Regions from separate parts of the Homo sapiens genome. Here regions 2 and 3 are each linked to region 1. The links are chromatin contacts, found by Hi-C or POLR2A ChIA-PET in ENCODE. All regions are on one chromosome and are shown on one strand. The core of a region is the stretch at or near the end of the contact, and the rest is flanking DNA. Distances in the headings are between cores, read along the strand shown. Region 1 holds the start of KNTC1 (kinetochore associated 1). Region 2 holds the start of DDX55 (DEAD-box helicase 55). Region 3 holds the start of ATP6V0A2 (ATPase H+ transporting V0 subunit a2).

What was found. Hi-C counts contacts between places; a loop is a spot of excess contacts on that map. ChIA-PET counts read pairs that join two places held with the same protein, here RNA polymerase II (POLR2A). Pooled maps may share reads with other maps.
Region 2: a map of CD4-positive, alpha-beta T cell shows a loop between it and region 1 (5-fold over the local background). The contact joins the promoter of DDX55 here to the promoter of KNTC1 in region 1. A Hi-C loop is called at or near these places in 4 of 168 maps with a recorded cell type or tissue (CD4-positive, alpha-beta T cell, gastrocnemius medialis, naive thymus-derived CD4-positive, alpha-beta T cell and 1 more), 1 of 37 single-sample maps with no recorded cell type and 10 of 50 pooled maps. POLR2A ChIA-PET finds 5 or more read pairs at or near these places in 3 of 52 experiments (CD4-positive, alpha-beta T cell, activated CD4-positive, alpha-beta T cell and naive thymus-derived CD8-positive, alpha-beta T cell).
Region 3: a loop to region 1 is called in a pooled map, with 17 times the contacts of the local background. The contact joins the promoter of ATP6V0A2 here to the promoter of KNTC1 in region 1. A Hi-C loop is called at or near these places in 1 of 37 single-sample maps with no recorded cell type and 11 of 50 pooled maps. POLR2A ChIA-PET finds 5 or more read pairs at or near these places in 2 of 52 experiments (GM12878 and activated CD4-positive, alpha-beta T cell).

What each region holds. Positions count from the first base shown.
Region 1 is chr12:122,525,889-122,528,588 of GRCh38, forward strand. It overlaps KNTC1 (kinetochore associated 1), which reads left to right and starts at 1,361. Exons shown (of 64, transcript NM_014708.6): 1 at 1,361-1,463. It overlaps RSRC2 (arginine and serine rich coiled-coil 2), which reads right to left and starts at 1,048. Exons shown (of 10, transcript NM_023012.6): 1 at 960-1,048. The coding sequence starts at 965. RefSeq lists an enhancer at 728-1,187.
Region 2 is chr12:123,600,724-123,603,423 of GRCh38, forward strand. DDX55 (DEAD-box helicase 55) reads left to right here and starts at 1,376. Exons shown (of 14, transcript NM_020936.3): 1 at 1,376-1,533. The coding sequence starts at 1,426. RefSeq lists a silencer at 1,738-1,847 and an enhancer at 2,088-2,137.
Region 3 is chr12:123,711,051-123,713,750 of GRCh38, forward strand. ATP6V0A2 (ATPase H+ transporting V0 subunit a2) reads left to right here and starts at 1,303. Exons shown (of 20, transcript NM_012463.4): 1 at 1,303-1,632. The coding sequence starts at 1,516. LOC105370042 (a long non-coding RNA gene) reads right to left here. Exons shown (of 3, transcript XR_945477.4): 3 at 1,716-2,700. RefSeq lists a silencer at 1,128-1,677.

The DNA.
Region 1 (2,700 bases), core at 111-2,610:
TCGGTTCACTGCAAGCTCCGCCTCCCGGGTTCACGCCATTCTCCTGCCTCAGCCTCCCAAGTAGCTGGGACTACAGGCGTCCGCCACTACGCCCGGCTAATTTTTTTGTATTTTTAGTAGAGACAGGGTTTCACCGTTTTAGCCGGGATGGTCTCGATCTCCTGACCTCGTGATCCGCCCGCCTCGGCCTCCCAAAGTGCTGGGATTACAGGCGTGAGCCACCGCGCCCGGCCAACGAAGGGTTTAAATTTAAAGGAACAAGGTCAGTGACAAGACTTAACTGTAACGCTTCTCGGACTTCAAATTGATTACATCACGGGCCACTTCGGAAACCGCGCATCAGTCAGAATTGGTAGTTCCACAACCTTTTAAGTTGAATTTTCACTCCCTTTCAGCAATACCTTCCTAGCTCGTTAATACACAATAATAAGGTTTACACGGACGAACACTAATTGAAATTATGCAACTAGAAGCATCTCATTGAGCGTACAAAAAAAAAAATAGCTACAAGTCGCTCTCTTCTCCCACACTACCCTTTACAGACACTGCCTTTTTGACCCAATACTTTTCAGAGACCACTCCTGATCGTCTTTCTCTTCCCCAGCCCCTTTCTCCACCGCAAATTCTCAGGCCCTAAAAAAAACTTAGAATAAATCACTAGCCAGGGTGAATAAGCGAAAATGGAGGAAGTTCAGTGAGGCGAAAGGAACGTAGGGTTGGGGAAGAGAGGAGGAAAGTTCTGGAAAAAAAAAGGCACTCCCTGCGGCTCCCCACCCCCACCAACACCGCCTTACTTCCCCCTCCCTACAGCAGGCAGCCATGATGGCGGGCGCAGAAGAAGGCCGCGGCGCCATTTTGTCTACACACATACACACGAACAAGGTTCTGGGAGCCGTTCACCCACTGTTGGAACGTAGCAGAAAAATATCCCTGGCTTTAAACTCAGATTCGGTACCTACCGCCATAGTTCAGAGTCCCGGCCGCTAGAGCGGCGCCTCCACTTGTCGCTTTCAACAGTACCGGCCGCTCCGAAGCTTCGCCTCAGACTAAATCGCTCGCGCGAGAGACCCGGATGGCACAAAGGCGAGGAGGCCCGGCGCGTCGCACAGCTTGCTGGGAGAAAAAGGGGCGGTAACAAAAGTTTCTATAACAACGCAATTCGAGGCGGTGATTGGGTGTTCTTTCATAGGGGAGTGTAAAGACCGTGAAGAGGGCGGGGCCAAGAATACACCCCCGGAATGCGCAGTCGGGAGAACGGAATGGGCGGAACTCAGGGTGGGGCAACTTCCTATTTCGAGTCTAAAGTAATCTTGGTCTCTTCCGGCCGCCGTAAAGGGGTTGGGTTTAGTGTTCTCCCGCCAATTTAAGCCTGTGGCATGGAACCTAAAGACTAGAGGCGGTTGTGTGAGTCAGGAAGAGGGGCCAGATATCTGAGTGTTCCTCTTTAGTTTCTTCAATTGCAGGTGAGGACGGGGAGCTGCGCTGTGTAGGGAACTGGGGGTGGGTTCAGGACGAAGTAGCTGCAGCCTCTGCTCAGTTCCTGTTGTTTTCCCCTTGACGCTGGCAGGAGAGAGGTTGGAGTCGGTTTTTGCTGGCGGCGATGTCCAGCGGAGAGCGTTTAAGTATGGAGGCCTAACTGACAAGTGTTTCATCTTGCTCATTCTCTCGTATTCGCGAATCTGTTCTGCATTCCGCCGCCAGAGTGATCTCAAAATTATAAAATCAGACCACTCGTTTGCTGAGTTCCCCTTCTACCCCTTGTACTGAGAATAAAATTCAATCTTGAGGTCGAGGTTTTATTGGACTCCACTGCTCTCTCCCTCACTGTCTTCTGCTTTTGCTTTGACCCGGCAGCAGCATCAAACGCTTCCTACCCAGCCTCCGAGTCTTTGCACTCTGTTCCCTCTGCCTACGTCGCGTTCCGCCTAAGTTTTGCGTACTTCTTGTTATTCAGGTCTCAGCTCAGATGTCACCTCCTTCCCTTCCCAAACAAATCCTTCTTCAGCGACGCCTCACCTTATCCATTTAATCACTGTTTCCTTCAAATCATTTAGCACTTTTTGTAATTATTTGTGCAGTTGCTTTTTTGTGGAGGTAGCATAACAAGATACGTATTAACAATTTTATTTTTGTCCGTTTTTCCCGCAAAAACATAAACTTCATAATGGCAAAGACATTTTGTGTTCTGTTCAAGCTATATTCCCAGTTCCTAGAAAGGTGTCTGGCACATAGTAAATAGGTATTCAATAAACATTTGTTGAATAAGTAAATATGGCAGTTACGGGCGGTTTCTCTATTTCACAGATGTGGGAAATTGAGACCCATAAAGGTATTCATTCCAACCTGTCCCTCCTTCTTCATCTCCTCACTCCCACCCAAACACCAGCCACTGAAACTTCTCTATTCTCCAAACATGTTTTGTTTCTGTTCCCTTGCTTATGCTCTTAGGAAGAACTCTTTAAACATTTATAAAACTATGATCTTCAATTCTCAGCCCAATAACAAATTAGCTAACACCTAAAATTGAATGTTTGCCATCAACCAAGCATTGTTCTGTGAACATTTAAAACTCAAAACATTTGGAGGCTGAAGCAGAAGGATTGCTTGAGCCCAGGAGATCAAGGCCAGCCAGGGCAAAATAGTGAGACCCTCGTCTCTCAAAAAACCAGAAGTGAAAAATAGAAAACTCCTTCAGGTGGG
Region 2 (2,700 bases), core at 126-2,625, 1.1 Mb after region 1:
GAGTAGCTGGGACTACAGGCATGCGCCACCACGCCTGGCTAATTTCTGTATTTTTAGTAGAGACGGGGTTTCACCATATTGGCCAGGCTGGTCTCGAACTCCTGACCTTGAGATCTGCCCGCTTTGGCCTCCCAAAGTGGTGAGATTACAGGCGTGAGCCACCGTGCCAGGCCAATAATTTCTTTATGGCCAGTTTTTTCACAGAAAGGTGGAGAGAGAGTAATATTTTTAGGTTTTATGGCTGACTGTGGAGAAAAGGGATTCCTGTTTCTATGCTCCGTCATGGGCAAGAGGGATTCTTGAGTTTCTATGGCTAGCCTCAGAGAATCAGAGATCAGAGAGGGAGCAGAAGGTCAGAGAGAAACTTGCTTCTGAGGCTGCCTCTGGGGCCTTCATTTTGGGGTTTCGTTTTCAGAGCCTCAACAGGAGCAAGCCATGCACATAGGTGGAGGAGATAGGCCCTCATAGAGGGCACATAATGAGTGGTCAATAAAAGTTTGCTGAGTGAAGGCCGGGCGCGGTGGCTCACGCCTGTAATCCCAGCACTTTGGGAGGCCGAGGCGGGCGGATCACGAGGTCAGGAAATCGAGACCATCCTGGCTAACACGGTGAAACCCCGTCTCTACTAAAAATACAAAAAATTAGCCGGGCGTGGTGGAGGGCGCCTGCAGTCCCAGGTACTCGGGAGGCTGAGGCAGGAGAAGGGCGTGAACCCGGGAGGCGGAGCTTGCAGTGAACCGTTATAGCGCCCAGCCTCCAGCCTGGGCAACAGAGCGAGACTCCGTCTCAAACAACAACAACAACAACAACAACAACAAAAACAGCTTTCTGAGTGAAGTTGTATGTGGACATGAATGGCCCAGGCAAACAGTGAACAGAGGAATGGGACAGTGTTCTTAGTTAGGACTCTGACCCTAACTTCCGGGAAAGTAAACCAACATTCAGGACGTACCGGCCATCGGACCGCAACATTCAGGACGTACCGGCCATCAGCGGGTGCCTGTTTTGCAGGGCTGCTAACCCGGGTCCCCGACACGTTTCTCTGCCCACGGTAGCCAGCCCCGCTGTCCTTCGGCCTGGACGCGGTCCTGTGCTGCCACCTGCCTCCGAGGGGCAGAGAAAGTGGGAGGGCCGGGCCAGAATCCCTCCCGCCAAAACTCCTGCCCGGTGCGGAGAGGCGCCCGGAGCCCAGGGCGCTGTGCGGAGCGGGTGTAACTCCCCAGGCCTGCCCCGCCGCCTGCCTCCACCGTCCCGCGGACGCCTTTCCTCCCTCCCGCGGCGTGGGAGCCTTCGCCGCGCTCCGGAACTCTGCTGCTCCAGCGAAGTTCCCGGCCGGCCGCTGGAGCTGCGGGAAGCGGAAGTGCTCGTTGGGGGTGCACAAGGCGCGTTCGAGCAGCGGCGACCGACGCGGCGAAGGAGCGCGCCATGGAGCATGTGACAGAGGGCTCCTGGGAGTCGCTGCCTGTGCCGCTGCACCCGCAGGTGCTGGGCGCGCTGCGGGAGCTGGGCTTCCCGTACATGACGCCGGTGCAGGTATCGGTTCCCTGGCGTGGGGGAGTGAGGCTGGGAGAGGGGCAGGCACCCGCTGCATCGGACCCACAGGAGGTGATCGGACAGATCTGAGCCCTGGGGCGCTCATCCCTCCAGCTGGGGCTCTTGCCTTGTCTCCAGCTGCCCAGACTGGCGGAATGCGGAGCTGCCCGGCCAGCGAGCCGGCAGAGGGGCCGCGACCCACCCCGCCCTCGGGTGCTGTGGTCTCAAGCCTGGTTCTCATCCTGGCCCTGCTCGCTGTAGCTGTGAGACCTCGGGCAAATGGCTTAACCTCTCCGTGCTTCATTTTCCTTCTCTGTGAAATGACGAAAAAATAACACCCTCCTTATGGGGTTGCTGTGGGGACTAAATAAACCAGTCGGCACACTATGGGAGCTCAGTAAGGGTTACCGTTGTTATGCATCTCTTCAAGAATATTTCTTGAGGACCTGCTATGTGTCAGGAACTCTTCTAGGCTCTGGGGAGTTTGCAGTATTGGCATCTGCTCATAGCCTTACTTTCTAGTGCAAGAGCTAGAGAAAGGATAATTTCAGCTGCTGGTAAGTGTTATGAAAGAACTAAGACGGTTGTGATAGTGTCGCGCGAGGACTGCAGAGGAGGTGAGATAGGGTGTTAAGGAAGGCCTCTCTGAGGAGGTGCATTGAGCTGAGACCTCAGTGATTGAGAAGGAGCTGGCTCTGAGGTGACTAGGGGGAGATTATTCCACTGGAGAGAAATACCAGTGCACATAAATGCCCTGCGGCAGGCTGCAAATAGTTTGAGCAGCAGAAAGGAGGCCTTTGTGGCTGAACATCAAGAGTAGTGTAAGAGATGGATTGTGCAGGGTCTTGTAGGCGCTTGGATTTCATTCTAAATGTAGTGGGAAGCCATCTTATCTGGGAGGATGTTTAGGAAGGGAAGGGCTGTGATTTCTCTGTAGAGAGTGGCCTTTCCAGGCATAAGAGATGAAGCAGGCAGGTCGCTTAGGAGGCCATTGTCAGGTAAGAGATGATGGTGACTTGGAGTAGGGTGGAACCAGTGGATACTGAGAAGTCACATTTGGGATAGCTTTAAGGTTGCTAAGGGACTGGAAGTGGAGGTTAGGAAAGAAAAGACTACAGGACCTGAGGTTTTTATTCTTTTTTTTTTTTTTTTTGAGATGGAGTCTCG
Region 3 (2,700 bases), core at 53-2,552, 1.2 Mb after region 1:
CATTCTAGCAGGGAAGACTGGCACTAACACACAGACAAGATAATTTCAGATGGTGGCAGGTGCAGTGAAGGAAATAGAACAAGGATGTGACTCCAGGGACAGTCTCAAGGAAGGGGATATGTAAGCAGAGACTCGACTGGGACAGCGGTGAGGTTGCGGCCTGGGGCGGGGGGCCACTGCTTCCCGGTCAGTGTGGGGAACACACACTGGGTGCTGTGTGATTCCATCGACAGGACAAGCCTGGAGGTGGCAAATTTAGCGAGACAAAATTGTCCTGTGGTGGCCAGGCCGGGCGGGAAGGGGAGACTGCAACTGAGCAGGAGGAGTCTTGCGAGGTCGGTGGGAAATGTTTGAAAACTGGATTGGGATGCTGGCTGCACACTCCAACTTCACGAAGAAGCCTAGGATCCCTCCGGGCGGCGGATCACGCCTGTAATCCTAGCGCTTTGGGAGGCCAAGGCGGGAGGATTGCTTGAGTTCAGGAGTTCGAGACCAGCCTGGCCAACATGATGAAACCCCTTCTCTATAAACATTTTAAAAACAAATTAGCCGGGTGTGATGGCGCGCGTCTGTAATCCCAGCTCCTCCAGAGGCTGAGGTGGGAGGATCGCTTGAGCTCAGGAGGTCAAGGTTGCAGCGAGCCGAGCTCGTGCTACTGCACTCCTCCCTGGGCCACAGAGGGAAACCCTATCCATAAAAAACCAGCAGCAGGGCCGGGCGCAGTGGTTCACGCCTGTAATCCCAGCACTGCGGAGGCCGAGGCAGGCGGATCACCTGAGCTCTGGAGTTTTGAGACCAGCCTGGCCAACATGGTGAAACCCCGTCTCTATTAAAAATACAAAAAAATTAGCTGGACGCGGGTGGCGCGCGTCTGTAGTCACAGCAACTGGGGAGTCTGAGGCTGGAGAATCGCTTGAACCTGGGAGACGGAGGTTGCAGTGAGCCGAGATCGCGCTACTGCACTCCAGCCTGTGGGACTGCGTGAGATTCCGTTTCTCTCTCTCTCTCTCTCACACACACACACACACACACACGCAGCAGCACAGGGTCGTGCACTAGGAACGGGTGAGCTTCGCGGCGTGCACACTCGGCGAGACTCCTCCAGGAAAGCCGGGGAGCCGCGCGGGATTTAGCTCTGCGTCCAGTCCGGCGGAGCGCCAGCTGCAGTGGTCGTACCCGCCGGGTTCGCGCTGGTTGGCCCTGCCGCCACGTCGTGCGGCGACAACCTCGGGCGTCCATTGGTCGGCCGGCGGGGGGGGCGGGACGCGGGGGCGGAACCGGAACCGGCAGTGGCTTGGGGGCGGGACCTCGCGGACTGCTGTGGCGGCAGCTGGAGCGGCGGCCGCGGTGGCAGAACCGGGGGCGGCCGCTGCAGTCTGGAGCCCCATAGTGCGGGGCCGCGGCCAGGCCACAGGAAGAGCTCGAGGCCCGGGCCGCACCGGCTGAGTGTGCGGGCCCGCGCGGCTCGGAGCCGCCGCCGCCCATCGAGCCCCTCCGGGCGCGGGTCGGCCCGCCATGGGGTCCCTGTTCCGGAGCGAGACCATGTGCCTGGCGCAGCTCTTCCTGCAGTCGGGCACGGCCTACGAGTGCCTCAGCGCCCTGGGCGAGAAAGGCCTGGTCCAGTTCCGAGACGTGAGTGTCGCCCGGGAGACGCGGGCCGCACCTGCTCTCCTGGCGCCCCCAATCCCGCGCATCGCTGGGGCCCTCCCGCGGGGAGCACCGAGGAAGGGCGCGCCCCGTCCCCATTGTCCAGACGGGGAAGATGACACCCCAGCTCAGCGGCCAAAGCTTCCCGGAGCGCGGGGCTGACTCCAGGGTCGCCGGCCGTCTGTGTGGTCGGCGGCTGCTCTGCCCCAGTTAGTTAGGATCGCCCGTGTGGTCTTCATCAGCTCCGGGCACCGAGCTCAGCGGGAGAACAAATCCCACAAAGGCCTCTTGGAGTCCTTTTGGAACTTTACGGGGGTTAGGGGGGCGCATTAACCAAATAAATAGGTCAACCAGAAAAGGTTTGCCATAAAGAAGAAACGGGGTGATGTGAAGGTGATTCGGGCGGGAGGTGAGTGTGAAGGGATTGTCGAGGAAGCCTCCCGGAGAAGGTGATATTTCAGCTGAGACCCAAATAGAAAGGAGCCAGCCGTGGGGAAGATCTGGGGAGAGGGTCCTTGTTGGAGGGAACAGGAGGAGCCCAGACAGAGCCAGAAATGGGAAGGAGCTGGATGTCATCTGCTTGAGGAGAGGGATTTTTGTGTTTTGGTCACTGATGCTTAATGCTGTACATACCATTGTGTGTAAGGACTTAAGAACTCAGTCATTGTTTGTCGAGTGGAAGCTGTCTCCCCAACAAGTAATAATAAACATTTGTTTGTCCATTTACTTGTTTATTGTTTGTCTCCACCAAGGACTGTCAACCTCTGAGAGTAAGTACCTTAACGCAGTCCTTGGCAGTCATTGGCATCGATAGGCATTTGTTGAATGAACAGACAAGCTTTTCTTGACTGCCCGCTATGTTCAGGCACTGTTTTTGGTGCTGGAGACTCGGTGGTGAGCAAGGCAGACACAGTCCCTGTGTTCCTGGAGCTTCCAGTGTGGGAGGAGACAGATTAAACACACTCTGATTATGAGCTGTGATAAGTGCTAAGAAGGCAAAGAACAGGGTGTGGAAGGGAGACCGTGAAGCAAGTACTTACTGACTGAATTGAA